Linked DNA regions of Homo sapiens: region 2 is linked to region 1. A link is a loop called in an ENCODE intact Hi-C map of the cell type or tissue named here. Cell type or tissue: right lobe of liver. All regions are shown on one strand. Each heading gives the region's core, and the rest is flanking DNA. Links, peaks and the distances in the headings are about the cores only.

Region 1 (8,333 bases), core at 296-8,295:
TTTGTTTTGTTTTTTGTTTTTTTTTTTTTGAGACAGAGTCTCACTCTGTTGCCCAGGCTGGAGTGCAGTGGCATGATCTCGGCTCACTGCAACCTCCGCCTCCCAGGTTCAAGCAATTCTCCTGCCTCAGCCTCCCAAGTAGCTGGGACTACAGGCGCGTGCCACCATGCCTGGCTAACTTTTTTTTTTTTCTTTGTATTTTTAGTAGAGGCGGGGTTTCACCGTGTTAGGCAGGATGGTCTTGATCTCCTGACCTCGTGATCCACCCGCTTTGGCCTCCCAAAGTGTTGGAATTACATGCGTGAGCCACTGCGCCCGGCCCTGTTTTTTTCTTTATGTGTATATTTGTAATCTTGGTGAAAGGTATTCAGGAATTCTTTGTGCTACTTTTGCAACTTTTTTAAAGTCTAAAATTATTTTTTTAATGAGAAGTTATTTTTTTCACAAGCCTCCTGAAAAATAGCGTTATAATGCCACCATTCAATTACACGGTAAGACAGTAATACCCCACCTTTCTATGGAGCCCTTGGAGGTGCCAGGCATGTGCTAATTTGAGGTTTATCTCATTGAATCCTCACAGCAATCCTAAGAAGGAGATGCTATCATTACCCCCAGTTTTCAGATGAGGAAACCTTCAGCTCAGAGAGGTGAAGTGACTTGCCCAGGGTCACACAGCCAGTAAGTGATGAAACTGTGTGGCTGTGCTCTCTGAATCCAGAGTAATTTAAAAAGTCCAAGTAGCAGCACATAGGATCCACAACACTGGATGACAGGGGTCGCGCTGTTCAGAGGACTGGGGGCCACTCCCATGGCTGCAGATCGAACTCTACAATCACCTTCAAATGTGCCTGGGCCTTTGCTATGCCTCTGCCCACCCTCCTGCTGCTCCTGGCATGTGCTGCTCACTGTCTCCACCAGTCCCTCTCCTACTTCCTCTTCTGGAATAGACTATCTCTTCCTCCATGTCCGCTTCCCAAGCCCTCTACCTGGGAGAACACTCTCCGTGCTCTGTGGTTCCACAGCCCTATACCTATCCCTTTCTCAGGGACTATCCCACTCTTTTTTTTTTTTTTGACAGAGTCTTACTGTATTACCCAGGCTGGAGTGCAGTAGTGCAGTTTCAGCTCACCACAACCTCCGCCTCCCAGGTTCAAGTGATTCTCCTGCCTCAGCCTCCTGAGTAGCTGGAATTACAGGCACGTGCCACCACGCCTGGCTAATTTTTGTATTTTTAGTAGACGGGTTTCGATATGTTGGCCAGGCTGGACTCGAACTCCTGACTTCAGATGATCCGTCTGCCTCGGCCACCCAAAGTGCTGGGATTACAAGCATGAGCCACCGTGCCCAGCAGACTATCCCACTCTTCACCTCCTGCTGCAATTCCCCTGGCAAAGCAGAAGAGTGTAGCTGTAGCTAGCTCCAGCTGGGGACTCAGCCAGGCCTGGAACCAAAACCTGGCTCTACCCATCACTGGCTGTCTGATCTTGGGCAAGTCACTCGGCCTTTCTTAGCATTTGTGTTAGTCTGTTCTGCATTCCTATAAAGGAATACCTGTGACTGGGCAATCTGTAAAGAAAAGAGGTTTATTGCCGGGTGCAGTGGCTCACGCCTGTAATCCCAGCACTTTGGGAAGCTGAGGTGGGCGGATCATGAGGTCAGGAGACCGAGACCATCCTGGCTAACATGGCGAAATCCCATCTCTACTAAAAATACAAAAAATTAGCCGGGCGTGGTGGTGGACGCCTGTAGTCCCAGCTACTCGGCAGGCTGAGGCAGGAGAATGGTGTGAACCCGGGAGGCGGAGCTTGCAATGAGCCAAGATTGCACCACTGCACTCCAGCCTGGGCGACAGAGCAAGACTCCGTCTCAAAAAAAAAAATTAAATTAAATTTTAAAAAAGAGGTTTATTTGGCTCACAGTTCTTCAGACTGTACAAGCATGGCACCAGCATCTGCTCAGCTTCTGGTGAGGCCTCAGAAGCTTCCGATCATGGCAGAAGGCAAAGGAAGAGCAGGCGCATCATATAGCAAGAGAGGGAGCAAAGAGAGAGAGGAGGAGGTGCAGGCTCCTTTAAACAACGGGCTCTCTCGTGAACTAACAGCAAGAACTCACTCATTACCATGGGGAGGGCACCAAGTCACTTAAGAGGGATCTATCCCAATGACCCAGACACCTCCCAGCAGGCTCCATGTCCAACATTAGGGATCACATTTCACCATGAGATATGGAGGGGACAAATATTCAAACTGTATCAGCATCTTTTAAGTCAAACAGAGGTATTATAACCCAATTCATTATAAAGAGTTTTTGGGCATTTAATATAACATGTGACAAGCAACAAGTACTTAATAAGTGTTAGCTACTATTTTTATGTCCTATCTCTATAATGACTGTTTTACATTTTTTCACAAAAATTAATTATAAGCATGTGTTGAAGTTTTATTTTAAGCTTGTCACAAAGCCAAGTCAGTAGTTCCCTTTTGTTATGGATATTTCAAAGGAAAAGAGAATGGTTGGATAATCATTATTAAACTGAATACAAGACAAAGAATGTATGATAATCATCCAAATGGTTTGGGTAGCTAATTTCCCCAAAGAGGTTTTAATCTTGTTAAAGTTTATCAGAAAATTGCTTCAGCATTTATCAGGAATGCTCATGTCCTCCCAGAAGGAGGTTGTGAATTGTATCACGAAAGTGTTCTATTCCAGGCTGTGATTGGGATGTTCTTCTTAATCATACCCATAAGAATCGGCAGAGCACCGTGTCTCACTCCTGTAATACCAGCACTCTGCGAGGCCGAGGCAGGCAGATCACTTGAGGCCAGAAGTTCATGACCAGCCTGGCCAACATGGTAAAACCCTGTCTCTACTAAAAAAGAAATACAAAAATCAGCTGGGCGAGGTGGCATGTACCTGTAATCCCAGCTACTGGGGAGGCTGAGGCATGAGAATCACTTGAACCCGGGAGGCAGAAGTTGCAATGAGCTGAGATCACGCCAGTGCACTCCAGCCTGGGTGACAGAGTGAGACTCCGTCTGAAAACAAAACAAAAGAATCATGGCCGACATTTCCTGAGCCTTCACTATGCATCTAGTCTGGAGCTGTGTCACAGGCCTGGCCTTGAAACAGGTTCTGGATGCATTTCATCATTGTCACCCCCCACCCCCCAGCATGCTCAGTTCGGTGTAGGACTCTGCAGATGTCTACAACATGCTGATGAGATGGGTGAGTGGGAGCAGCGGCCATCATGTCCCAGGCCTTTGCACAATGTGCAACATACAACACCCTCTCCACACCACCAAGATGGAAATAAACAGGTTTCTGAGAGTAGAAAGAACCACCCGTTGCTCCCCCAGTTTCATTGGGTATGAGTTTGTGCTGTTTGGGAGAATGACGTGCTAGGTGTTTTGTCCAACACCATAAAGTAGGCTCCTTGTCAGGGAGATAACAAGGCGCTTTGTTCTGGCCACAGAGCCGGGTAGAGCATCCAAAGGCTCATTACCAAGCATGGATGCCTTTCCTCTGACAGACAATGAAGAATTGGATCCAAGTTGCTCATTAAGTTCCTTAGGGAGTTGTTGGACATCTTGCTACTGTATGAACAAACAGATGGACCTGGCTGCTGGCTGCAAGGATATTTTAGAAAAAGCAGGTCTGCCTACCCATTATGAAGAGTAAAATATTATACTGGGATGGGGTGCATCATCTCCAAGCTGGTTTGGGGGTGAGGTCAGTGGTTCTCAAAATGTGGTCCTCTGAACAGCAGCATCAGCATCACCTGGAAATTTGTTTGAAGTGAGAATGTGCCCGGGTGCGGTGGCTCACACCTGTAATCCCAGCATTTTGGGAGGCCGAGGCAGGCTGAGGTCAGGAGTTCAAGACCAGCCTGGCCAACATGGCAAAATCCTGTTATCTACTAAAAGTACAAAAATTAGCAGGGTGTGGTGGTGGGCACCTGTAGTCCCAGATACTCCAGAGGCTGAGGCAGGAGTATCGCTTGAACCCGGAAAGCGGAGGTTGCAGTGAGCCGAGATCGTGCCACTGGACTCCAGCCTGGGCGACAGAGCGAGACTCTGTCTCAAAAAAAAACAAAAAAAAAAAAAATGAAGAAGTCAGGATGCTTGGTCCCCATCCCAAATCTGCTGAATCAGAAACTCAGGGGAGGGGCCCAGCAATCTGTGCTTTAACAAGCATTGTAGGTGATTTGGATGCATACTTAAGTTTGAGTTGAACTGAATTTTTTTTTTTTTTTGAGACAGAATCTCACTCTGTCACCGAGGCTGGAGTGAAGTGGTATGTGATCATGGTTCACTGCAACTTCTGCCTCCTGGGTTCAAGTGATTCTCGGGCCTCAGCCTCCCGAGTAGCTGAGATTACAGGCACACACCATCACACCCAGCCAATTTTTTTGTACTTTTAGTAGAGACAGAGTTTCACCACGTTGGCCAGACTGATCTCGTCAGGCAATCCACCCACTGCAGCCTCCCAAAGTGCTAGGATTACAGGCATGAGCTGCTGCGCCCAGCCCTGAGTTGAATTAAATGGTAATATCTTTTCCTCTTTCCTTCTTATTTCACTTCCTAGCATCTTCTCTTTCTCACTATCCTCTCCCATCCCTTCTCCCTCACAAACCAGCAACACGTTCTCAGAAGCCACTGGGATTTGATCTAAGCGCTCAGGTGGGTTGCAAGACCTTTTGAGAGATCACCAGGATGGGAGATGATCAAGCTCCAGAACACTGTTACATTCTCCCAGTGGAACCTGAGAGCAGACCTGCCTGGATGAGCTAGGAGACATCTTGATGGCCATCTCCGGCCATGACAGCACGTATTTCTGAGGCAGAAACAAATCCGGCCAGAGTGTAGAGCCTGTGCTGCCCTGGAGCCAGCTTTAATTGATCATAAGAATGTTTGGGGCAAAATGGCATAGGAAAAGAACAGCAGTGGGAGAAAAGGTGAAAACCATAGGTAACCACAGAGAGGCCTGGAGCAATGGAGCTATTCAGAGAAAAATACAACAAACAGCCACCAGGATGGATTTGTTAGAACACATCAGCATTGGCCGGGCGCGGCGGCTCTCACTTGTAATCCCAGCACCTTGGGAGGCCAAGGTGGGCAGATCACCTGGGGTCAGGAGTTCAAGACCAGCCTGGCCAACATGGTGAAACCTCGTCTCTACTAAAAATACAAAAATTAGCCGGGTGTAGGGGCACATACCTGTAGTCCCAGTTACTCAGGAGGCTGAGGCAGGAGAATCGCTTGAACCCAGGCGGTGGAGGTTGCAGTGAGCAAAGATCACGCCAGAGTATTCCAGCCTGGGAGTCAGCAGCGAGACGCCGTCTCAAAGAAAAAGAACATATCAGCATTTACTGAAGACTCAAGTGGACTTCCTACAGATCTGGGGCTGATATTCAGAGGACGTTCAAGGAAAGGGTGACTCCTGAAGGCTGGAGAACAAGGGACACTCCTATTACACATGCAAAAAGAAGATACAGCCCAACGGCTCATTTCAATAAATATTTGCCAAGTGCCAGCAATTCTCCAGGGTGCATGCTGGATTTTTAAGCAGGATGCAGGTCTGGTACCTCACTCTGGTACTGTGGCCCCTGCTAGGAAACTCTTCAGCCACATCCTCAGCCACCTCTGGGTTGACGTAGACCATTCAGGATCCCAGGGCAGCTCCAGGATGCTAAATTCCAAAGGACTGAATTGCTATGGACTGAACTTTGTACCCCCAAAAGTCACATATTGAAGCCTGATGTGGTTTGGCTGTGTCCCCACCCAAATCTCACCCTGGATTATAATAATCCCCATGTGTCAAGAGCAGGGCCAGATGGAGATAACTGAATCAAGGGGGTGGTTTCCTCCATACTGTTCTCATTGTAGTCTCAGGAGATCTGATGGTTTTATAAACGGGAATTTTCCTGAACAAGCTGTCTTGCCTGCCACCGTTAGTAAGACGTGACTGCTCCTCATTCCCCGTTCACCATGACTGTGAGGCCTCCCCAGCCATATGGAACTGTGAGTCAATTAAACCTCTTTCTTTTATAAACTATCCAGTCTCAGGTATGTCTTTATTAGCAGCGTGAGAACAGACTAACACAAAGCCTAACCCTCAATGTAACTATATTTACAGATAGGGCCTTTAAGGAGGTAATTAAAGTTAAATGAGGTCATAAGGGTGGAGCCATAATCTGATAGAATTAGTGCCCTTATAAGAAGAGACACCAGGGAGGCCATTCCCTCGCTCTCCACCATATGAGGACACAGCAAGGCAGCCATCTGCAAGCCAGGAAGAGAGCTCTCATCAGAAATTGAATCAGCCAGCACCTTGATCTTGGACTTCCTGGCCCCCAGAACTTTGAGAAAATTAACTTCTGTTGTTTAAATCACTCAATCTATGGAATTTTGTTATGGCAGCCCAAGATGGCGAAGATACGTCCCTCTGCCCAACCACACCAAGCTGTCCAGTTGCCATGGCTATACTACAGTTTAGGGCAGGGGGCAATTCAAGAGGTGGCCTCTTGCACAGTGTTAAATGGGAAGCAAAGTCAATGTCTCCTCTCTTGTTCTCAGTGTTCTCTCTAATGTACTTGCACCCTCTCCAAGTCAAAGTCCAGAGAAGGGAAATTGGGACACCCATGTGAGCCTCTTGTCATCTGCTTCTCTGTTCCCCTTCTTCTTCCTTAATCCCTCAAGGTCAAAAAAACAAAAACAAAAACAAAACAACAACAATAACAAAAAAAAGAGCATCAGGTAAAAACCTTTTGTGACCCCTAATTATATCTTTCTTTCTGACTCCAGCTAAGCCTTAATGGTAGACAAAAGTGTCTACTCCACATCCCTGTAAAATTTTTGGGAATAGATTCTCCAAGTTTGCTTACTGGTATAAAGGAGTAATTAAAAAAAAATATTGAAGAATCCTGCCTTGCAAGCAAGGCTACTGTCCTGCTGCATAATCCTATTTTTGAATGACAAAGACTGACTAACACTGTGGCCTTCCTTGGCATTCAAATCTCCCCCTAGCCAAAAGGATGCCAGGGATATATTAGAGAAACTATGATGTTCTGGGAAAGAAAAAAGAGAAAAGCATGTTAAAATAAAAAAAAAAAAAATCACCCCAATTTGCATATATACATATAAATCTTTTTTTTTTTTTTTTTTGAGAGTTTCACTCTCAAAACTCCTGGGCAATAGGAGTTTCACTCCTGTTGCCCAGGCTGGAGTGCAATGGCGCGATCTCAGTTCACTGGAACCTCCGCCTCCCGGGTTCAAGCGATTCTCCTGCCTCAGCCTCCTGAACAGCTGGGATTACACGCGCCCACCACCAAGCCTGGCTAATTTTTGTATTTCTAGTAGAGATGGGGTTTCACCATGTTGTCCAGGCTGATTTCGAATAAATCTTCTTTTAACCAAAAAAATGGTATATCACATTTTACATACTTCCCTGCTCTAAGCTTCATTTGCCTAAAATTGTATCTTCATCTTTCTATCTTGGAACATAGACATCTATCTTGCTGTCTACCTCTATCTCCCTACTCCAAGTCACCAATATCTGTCACCTAGACAACTGCCATAATCTTCCAACTGGTCACCTTGCTTCCACTCTTGCCCTGGTATAATCCGTTCTCCAAACAGAGAGAAAAACATTTTTTAAGTAAAATCTGCTAATGTCAAGATTTCTGCTTCTAAATAGAAGGGAGTAGTTGACAGGCCAATGTTTCTGCTAAGAACTGGAAAGGGTGGATAAAATAGAAAACCATCGTTTTAAAGGCATTGGAGAGCTTTGGAGGCAAAGGACTGGAAGCATTAAAATTCCACAAAGGGGACCAGGGGTGGTAGCTGACACCCGTAATCCCAGTACTTTGGAGGCTGAGGTGAAAAGATAGCTTGAGCCTAGGAGGAGTTTGAGACCAGACAGGGTCTCAACATAGCAAGAACCTATCCCTTAAAAAAAAAAAAAAAAAAAAAAATTAGTGGCTGGGCGCAGTGGCTCACACCTGTAATCCCAGCACTTTTGGAGACCAAAGTGGGTGGATCACAAGGTCAGGAGTTCAAGACCAGCCTGGCCAAGATGGTGAAACCCCATCTCTACTAAAAATACAATAGCTGGGCGTGGTGGCGGGTGCCTGTAATCCCAGCTACTCGGGAGGCTGAGGCAGAGAATTGCTTGAACCCAGGAGGTGGAGGTTGCAGTGAGCCGAGATCGCACCACTGCACTCCAGCCTGGGTGACAGAGCAAGACTCTGTCTCAAAAAAAAAAAAAAAAAAAAAAAATTAGCTGGGCATGTTGGTGCACAGCTCAGCCTCCCAAGCAGCTAGGATTAAAGATAA
Region 2 (8,333 bases), core at 254-8,253, 76 kb before region 1:
AATCAGAACCTACAGATTTGCAAAAGAAAGAAAATAAAAACCATGCATATTTTCATCACTTAGTTAATAATTTGGAGTATATCCTTCCTGACCTTTTGCTATGCCTATTTAATTAAAAAATGGAATGATGTGATTTCTATAGCCTGGTTCTCCTCACTCAAAAACATATCATGGTTATGTCTGTGTTGTTACTTACATTTCTACAATATCATTCTTAACAGTTGCATAATATTTCCTTGTATTAAAGTATTACCATTTTCCACCAAGTGATTCCCCTATTGTTGGACATGGAGATTGCTTTTAATTTATTGTTTTGGATAAATTTGTTGCTTTGGTCAACATTCTTGCATCCACATTTTTTCCTACACCCTACATTATTTCCTTAGGATAAATTCCTCAGAGGCATGTTTGCTAGCCCAAAAGGCACACGGGTCTTGCTGTGTTGCCCAGGCTGGTCTTGAACTCCTCCTGGTCTCAAGTGATCTTCTCGCCTCAGCCTCCCAAAGCACTGCTGTTACAGTCATGAACCACCAAGCCCAACCAGGCACACACAGGCTTTGGAAGAACATTGTGCCAAATAGCCGTCAAAGAGGTTGATTTGATTTGCCCTCTTACTGCAGTGTCTGAGAGGACTCATTTTTTAAGCTAAGCTTTTCCCATTTAAATACTCTCTGATGAGCTTCCTCATGATTGTCGTGAGTTGTAAGGCCTTGCACCTTACAATTGAGAACATGCTTTACATCTGGAACCATTGGAGCAAAAGAAACCACTTCCATGACCTTGATTGGGCTGCCAAGTATTCACATATCACTTGCGTCCACCTCTCAGCAGTTTTCCCAACTGCGCGGTTGCTGAGCAGCGCTAGGGGAAAGGAGGGTGACAGAGGTGGGGTGATGAGGACTGCTGGACCCGCAAGGTTCTGGCGATGCAGGGCCATCCTCCCATCCTCCCTCTGATTTCCAGGTTGAATTGCTGCAGGATATCATGAACTACATTGTACCCATTCTTGTGCTGCCCAGGGTTAACGGTAAGGAACTTTGAAGAAACCATTCATTTTCAGTCATGGGGGAAGAGGGTGGGGTTGATTACCCACAGCCACCTGTTACCTGGCCCCAGGTATGAGGGCTGGGCAGTGGTGATGTCAAGTGAACTTCAAATGGCATCTGACCCAGAAATGAATGCAACAAAAAGGAACTCACATGAGTTGACTTACTACACATGGGTTGATTCATTATTGCGTGAGTTTGTCCTTACAAAACCCCCATGAGATGAAGGATTATTAACATCTCCAACTTTTATGGCAGGAAGCGGAAGAACAGAATGGTTTAGTGACTTAGGTCACAGAGCAGGCAAGAGATGGGGCATGGGTTTGATCCTAGCAGTGAAAACAAAGCCCATGGTCTCTTTCCAACTTTGGAAGCAGGATGAGGGGGTTCCCTGATAACCCCTCCCAGAGCTTAGATCACCACGCTGGTAAGAGCTTCAGGCAGGCCGGCCCCTGACCTTTGAGAGTGAGGGGCAAAAGTACTAATAGAGGCCCATATAACCTGTGACTAGGATATTTAGAACTTACCAATTAATCCAACAAATTATCATATGAAATATGATACATCAGTCCTGGGATCTGTCCTCCTACCTTGACAAATGTAGCTTTGTAATGACCTGGGAGGCCACGTTCTAATTTAGAGTTCTCCAAAGTTCCGTGTCAGAATGTGGCAGTATGTGGGGGGCTTGCCCTGGCCACTGTCCACCTCTGGCTTTATCCTAAATGTTGAGGGGTTTCATGCTCACATGCATAAATACCCCTATTACACACCACGCTCTAGTCACACCATTGCAAGCAGCAGATTTTTGGTTTAGTGTATACCAGCAGTGCTGCACCCTCAGGAGGGCCATCATGGGGATGGAGTCCACGCAGGTGCTAGAAGTGGACTTGGGGTTGATGGACAACAGGTGGGAGGTACGGACTCTGGGGCAGCCTTCCTTTCAGGCATGTATGCCCATGCCAGTCCCTACCTAGGGCCAGGCATGCTGGTTCAGGGAGGCTGTCTACCCAGGCTCTCTGGCCCTCCCTCCTCCCCTGCCCTTCTCTTTCTTTTCTCCTGGTCCTCACCATCGGTCTCTGTCACAGAGAAACTACAGAAAGGCTTCCCTCTCCCGACGCCGGCCAGAGTCCAGCTCTACAACGTAGTGCTTCAGCCTCACCAGGTGAGTCCCGGAGTCTTTTCCACAAATCTCCCCTAACGATAGTGACCAACAGCAGCCTATGGCTGCAATGCTTCCTGCATGCCAAGCCCTGTGTGAAGCGCCTTCTACCCTTACAACAACTCTGGGATGTGGGTGCTGTTAAAAAACAAAGAAAGACCAAGGTTCAGAAAAGCCACACAGTGTTAAATGAAGTCCAGATTCAAAGCCAGGCTCCCGGCTTTGAACCATCACTGCATCGTTCCCACGCTACACTCGGCAAAAATGAAATGCATTTGTGGGCCAAAGAGCCTCTTTTTTAAGGTGCATTTAAATATTTAACGAATATATGTTGCACACCTTTTGCACCCAGCATCATACTAGGCACTGTGGGGTATAACATGTGGTCGACGTCTGGCAGATTTAGACACAGCACAGAAGTCTCCTTCGTGGCTTTCGCCCAGGCTGACTTCCGTCTGCATTTGACACTGATGCGCTTCCTGGGCATGCTTTCTTCTCTTAGTTTCCAGCACTCCCCTAGCTCTTGGTTGTCTACCTGCCACCTCCTCTGCTTGTTCTCCTGCCCCTTCTCTGCAAGCTGGAGATCTCCAGGACCCCTCCCCAGGCCTCTTCTCTTCCCCCGCCATTGGCAAGCCTTCGTCACTCTTGTCAACCTCTTCAGGCTTAGCTGCCACCTGCGTGCCACCCAATGTCCCAGACATGCTTCCAGTCTTTTTATTTTTTCCAAACTCTCAGCTTGTGCATTCGCAGGCTCCCTCAATGTCTCCACCCTGAGGCCTCTTAAACCCAGCATGTCCCCACAAAGCTGTCACCTCCGCAGCGAAACCGTCACCCAGCTTGCATTTCTCACCTTGGTCAAAGGCTTTCCTGATAACTTGTGGCCCTCCTGGGGAGCCTCGCATCACCCAGATCCCTCCCTCTCCCTTTCCCCCAATGTCCAGGCCATCAATCCTCAATTCTTTAGACCAGGGAGCTAATTAATGGGGCTGAGAGACTGTAGAAAAATAACCAAGAGTGCAGAGGAAACACATACCGCATATTCCTCACATTTTACCAAGTTCGTGTTTTAAAAAAAATGACCCATGGCACAATTTAATTTCTTCATTTCTAAAAATCCTGAGTGAAGGACACAAAGAAGCAGAGAGAAGTGGTTTTGCAGCCTTGATTGGAACAAGCACTCCCTTGAGCTGCCATGAGGCAGGGACGACAAATGAAGGCCTCTAAAACAGCCCGGGGGGTCTCCGTGTCTAAGAAGGAGGCAGCTTCCAGGGAAGCTGCTGACAGATTCGCAGATGTTGGCAGCTGTGGATGTGTAGATCCGGGCAGCGAAACACTGAGTGACCCCCACTGGCCCTGCCTTTCTCCTTCCTAAGAGGCAGGCTCCCAAAATGTCCTTCTTAAAACTCCAGTAGCTCCACACTCACAAACAAGGGGTGCATCTTCAACTGGTGACAACATTCTCATCTCTCCCTAGAACTTCCTGCTGTTCGGTGCAGACGTTGTCTATAAATGAAGGCACCAGGGGTGCCGGGGGCTGTCAGCCACACCTGTTCCTGATGGGCTGTGGGGCACCGGCTGCCTTTCCCCAGGGAATCCTCTCCAGATCTTAACCAAGAGCCCCTTGCAAACTTCTTCGACTCAGATTCAGAAATGATCTAAACACGAGGAAACATTATTCATTGGAAAAGTGCATGGTGTGTATTTTAGGGATTATGAGCTTCTTTCAAGGGCTAAGGCTGCAGAGATATTTCCTCCAGGAATCGTGTTTCAATTGTAACCAAGAAATTTCCATTTGTGCTTCATGAAAAAAAACTTCTGGTTTTTTTCATGTGGATTCTGTGTGCTGGTATTGTTTCTTGTTTTATGTTCATTTATTTATTATTCATTGGCTGTAACCAATGTGGCCGGCAGTGCCAGTTTACAGCACAGATACAATCATCTCTTTTTATTTCTATAATTAATCTCTGGAATCCCCACAGCCTCCATTAACAGAAAGTCTCATTGTTCCAAATGTCCTTGTGATTTTCTTAGTCCAAATTCCTAATGTCACACAGAGAGGGTCTGGAGAGTGGGTCAGTCCACTATGCTGTTGTTCTTTCCACTACCACATGGTGTGGCTGTTGACCCGTCATTCTGCACAGCCCATTGTCCTGTGTAGTCACCTGTCCACTAGGACTGTTGCTCCCGTCACTACCACACGGTGTCGCTGTTGAAAAGCTAGCCTGCACAGCCCACCTTCCCTGCCCCACACTTGGGCTCCCCGTTTCATCCATGTTCTCCTGCCCAGCCATTGTCCCCAAAAGCAGAACAATGGGCCAGGTGACAGAGTCCATTGGGGTTTTCTGCTTCAGTCACATCTTTGGGTGCAATTAGCACTTCCCCATGACTCTCCCAGCTCTAGTGTGGAAGCCAGATCACCAACCCAGACTGTCTTTGGAATTCTGGGGAGTTTCCTTGGGGGCTTTGGGCCATTTCCTGCCATGGGACATCAGAGGGGGCTATCTCAGCCCATGAGATGGGGTTTTATGGATTGTACTTCAGATTGATTGAGGAGTCCTGGAAGGCCTTTCTACACTGCTGACATGTGCTCTGAGACCATAAGGATGAGCAACAACACACTGGAGGAGTTCGATGCAGACGGTGGAGTGGGGGACCACATGACCAGATTTAGTTTTTAAAATGTTTTATTGTGACTTCTGAAAGCATCAGAAGGACAAGAGGGCAAGGGATGAGCACAAATTAGGAATGTGTTGTTATTCAAGCTTCAACCAGATTGGTGATGGTAAAATTGAAGAGAAGCATTTGTAGCGAGCAAAAGCAGATAAAAGGTATTTATTTTATTTATAAAGAAAAATGTACACACTTCTGCTGACATCATTGATTCTCTGTCAAATGGAGTTAAAGGCTCTAGGGCCACACAAGAAGGGAGGGCCATTGATCAAACACTCTCAGGAGTCAAGCAAAGGGCATGAATGATCTAATTTAATCCTGATAGCATTCTTCATCCCCCAAGATGGCAATTGCTCAAACTTTTTTGGTTGTTTGTTTTTGAGACAGAGTCTTGCTCTGTCACCCAGGCTGGAGTGCAGTGGCACGATCTCAGCTCACTGCAACCTCTGACTCCCAAGTTCAAGCGATTCTCCTGCCTCAGCCTCCTGAGTAGCTGGGACTACAGGCATGTGCCATCATGCCTGGCTAATTTTTGTATTTTTAGTAGAGATGAGGTTTCATCATGTTGGCCGGGCAGGTCTCAAACTCCTGACCTCAGGTCATCTACCTGCCTGGGTCTCCCAAAGCGCTGGGATTACAGGGGTGAGCCACCGAGCCCAGCTGTTCAAACATTTTAAATTGAGTTACCCTTCCCTGATCACATAGCCAGCAGGTGGCAGAGTTGGAATTCCCACCTTATCTATTCCCACATGTCAGAGCCCATGCTTTTTTTGCTCCTCCCCGATGTCAAAATGTTGTCTGTTCTGGGGGACTTGGCACGTTTAAAGCAGAACTTCTTTGTTCTGTGGCATAGGTTGTACACTGTAAAACATAGGTTGTACCAGGTTGAGGAAACAAAAGTCTTTCTCTAATTTGTCCACCAGTAGTATGCATCTTTTTCTCCACTAGCCAGGGGCTATGGAGGCCCTGAATAGAACAGAAGAGCAGCTAGCAAGGGCGGAAGGAAGAGAGAGAAGGGAAGCACAGCGTGGGATAGACTGGGAGGCCATGAGGACTGTTAAGGGCTCTAGGTTTTGTTCCAAAAGATAAGGCAAGCCACTGGAGAGTTTTGAGCAGAAGAATGTTACAATCCAATTCACATTTGTAAAAGAGCCCTCTGGCTGCTGGGGAGACTAGCTGGTAGATATGGACACACACCTGCCATCCCCCACCCTCATTCTCTTTGGAGTTAACCCCCTTCTACACCTGCCCTCTACTTTCTGTAACATATAGGCACCCCCTGCTCCACACTCTATAGAAAAAAAAAAAAAAATGCAATTATTAGGTTGGTGCAAAAGTAATTGCGGTTTTTGCCATTACTTTTAATGCAAAAACCGCAATTACTTTTTTTTTTTGGAGACAGAGTCTCGCTCTGTCACCCAGGCTGGAATGCAGTGGTGTGATCTTGGCTCACTGCAACCTCTGCCTCCCGGATTCAAACCGTTCTCCTGCCTCAGCCTCCCAAGTATCTGGGATTACAGTCTCACACCAGTACGCGCGGCTAATATTTTGTGTACATATATTTTTAAATATAGACAGGGTTTCTCCATGTTGGCCAGAGTGGTCTCCAACTCCTGACCTCAAGTGATCCACCCACCTTGGCCTTCCAAAGTGCTGGGATTACAAGTGTGAGCCACTGAATCCAGTCTTGGCCGTTACTTTTAATGCCAAAAAAAATAATTACTTTTCCATCAACCTAAATCTTTCTTGGACCTGAAGATTGGTGCATGAAACACATTGTGCCTGCGAACTTCTCTCTAATGGCTGAGGAAAGGCAGTTGCTTGGGGGTTAGGGTTTGAGCAGCATTCCCCAACACACTCCAAAGGTTCTGCCAAGTTGGCTACAGAACCACTATTTGAGCAGCTTCTCCCTTCAGGCTAAGCATTGTCTGCTGCAGATGACTGCAAATGTGTGTTTGGGGTTTCTTTGGGTGACGTTGAAAATGTTCTAAAATTAAATTCTGGATTGTACACTTTAAATGGGTGAATTTTATGTATATGAAATATATGTCAATAAAGTGGCAAAAGACAATTGAAGAAGAAAAAAAAGAATTGTTCACTCCAAACTGCCTAAAAGCTCACCATCAGAGCAGCTTCCCTTCTGGGATAAGCACAGCCTTCCTGGGGTTCCTTTTGGAAATGCTGACTTATTAAATAAATATGAGGGAGGAGTACCCTCTGCAAGGAGAGAAGGTGGGGAGGGGCACAGGAAGACTAAGCACTGTCTTCATCATTTTGCCATGTCCCGCTAGTGGCCATGAGCAGCCCTGTCCCTGGGTCTATCTCTTCAGGCTTATGATCCTATTTAATCCTCATGACAACCGCTAAAGGTAGCCAAGGTTGCCCTTGTTTTTCAGATGAGGAGTCTCTAGAAAAGTCGTGTGGCCTGCTAAGCTAACTGTTCAGAGCCTGGGCTCTGGAGTCACCTGGCGGTGGTTTCAAACATAAATCCGGCCCCCTCAAGAGCTGTGTGACTTTGCAAATGTTCCTTAACCTCTCTGGCCCTCTATTTCCTCCTTTGAAAAGGAGAGTTAAAATCTTGCCCTCTCGGCATGAGGTTATTGGGAAGAATCAGAGGTATGATTGATAGGGTCATGGCACAGTGGTTAAGAGTATGAACCATGATCCCAGATATCTTGGGTTTAAATCCCACGTCTGCTATTTACCAGCTGTGTGACTTTGGGCAGTATACTTAATTCTCAGGTTTTCTATTTCTCATCTATAAAGGGAACATCATTATAGTACCTACCTCATAAAGTTGTTATGAGAATCAAATACATGTCAAATCCGTGGTACAGGGGTTGACAACAGTAATCCAAGTTTGCTCTAATTTGAATAAACGCAGTTCTTCTTACTATACTGTAAAGACTATATCTGACCAGGTGCAGTGGCTCACGACCTGTAATCCCAGCACTTTGGAAGTCTGAGGCAGGTGGATCACTTGAGCCCAGGAGTTCGAGACCAGCCTGGGCAACATGGCGAAACCCAGTCTCCACTAAAAACACAAAAATTAGCCGGGCGTGGTGGCACACACCTGTAGTCCCAGCTACTCAGGAGGCTGACGCACGAGTATCATTTGAACCCAGAAGGCGGAGGTTGCAGTGTGCTGAGATCACACCACTGCACTCCATCCAGCCTGGGTGATGGAGTGAGACTCTGTCTCAAAAAAAAAAAAACAAAAAAAATACTATATCTGGCTACAGTAGTATTCCCAATGCCTGCCACATAGTTGGTGATCAGTAAGTATTTATTTTAAAAATGATCTGGGATTTCAACCCACATCTGCATAACTCAAAACATTTATGCCAGTGATTCTCAATGTATGATCCAGGGCTGTCTGCCTGAATGGGCCTGACCCCAAGAATCAGAGCCCCTGGCTGGCCAGAACTCTGGATTTATCCTCTCCAGTTCAGCAATAG

What was found. Peaks named below come from ENCODE experiments on the same cell type or tissue, not always from the same donor. Only the 100,000 strongest peaks of a DNase experiment are listed, where the experiment ranks them.
Region 2: it touches region 1 in a loop (2.2-fold over the local background); 36 of 110 quality-filtered maps call a loop at or near these places.

Annotation. Positions count from the first base shown.
Region 1 is chr20:38,409,890-38,418,222 of GRCh38, forward strand. It overlaps LOC124904901 (a long non-coding RNA gene), which reads right to left and starts at 7,123. Exons shown (of 2, transcript XR_007067582.1): 1 at 5,217-7,123; 2 at 2,415-3,778. In right lobe of liver, for the core only: no CTCF peak of the experiment used is centred there; no DNase peak of the experiment used is centred there.
Region 2 is chr20:38,333,467-38,341,799 of GRCh38, forward strand. BPI (bactericidal permeability increasing protein) reads left to right here. Exons shown (of 15, transcript NM_001725.3): 13 at 964-1,027; 14 at 2,132-2,208; 15 at 3,680-4,039. The coding sequence ends at 3,718. Among named protein-coding and RNA genes, the nearest start is that of LBP, 8.8 kb to the right of the region's middle. RefSeq lists an enhancer at 869-2,068. In right lobe of liver, for the core only: CTCF peaks have their summits at 4,363 and 5,586 (motif pointing right); DNase peaks (open chromatin) are centred at 4,375 and 5,585.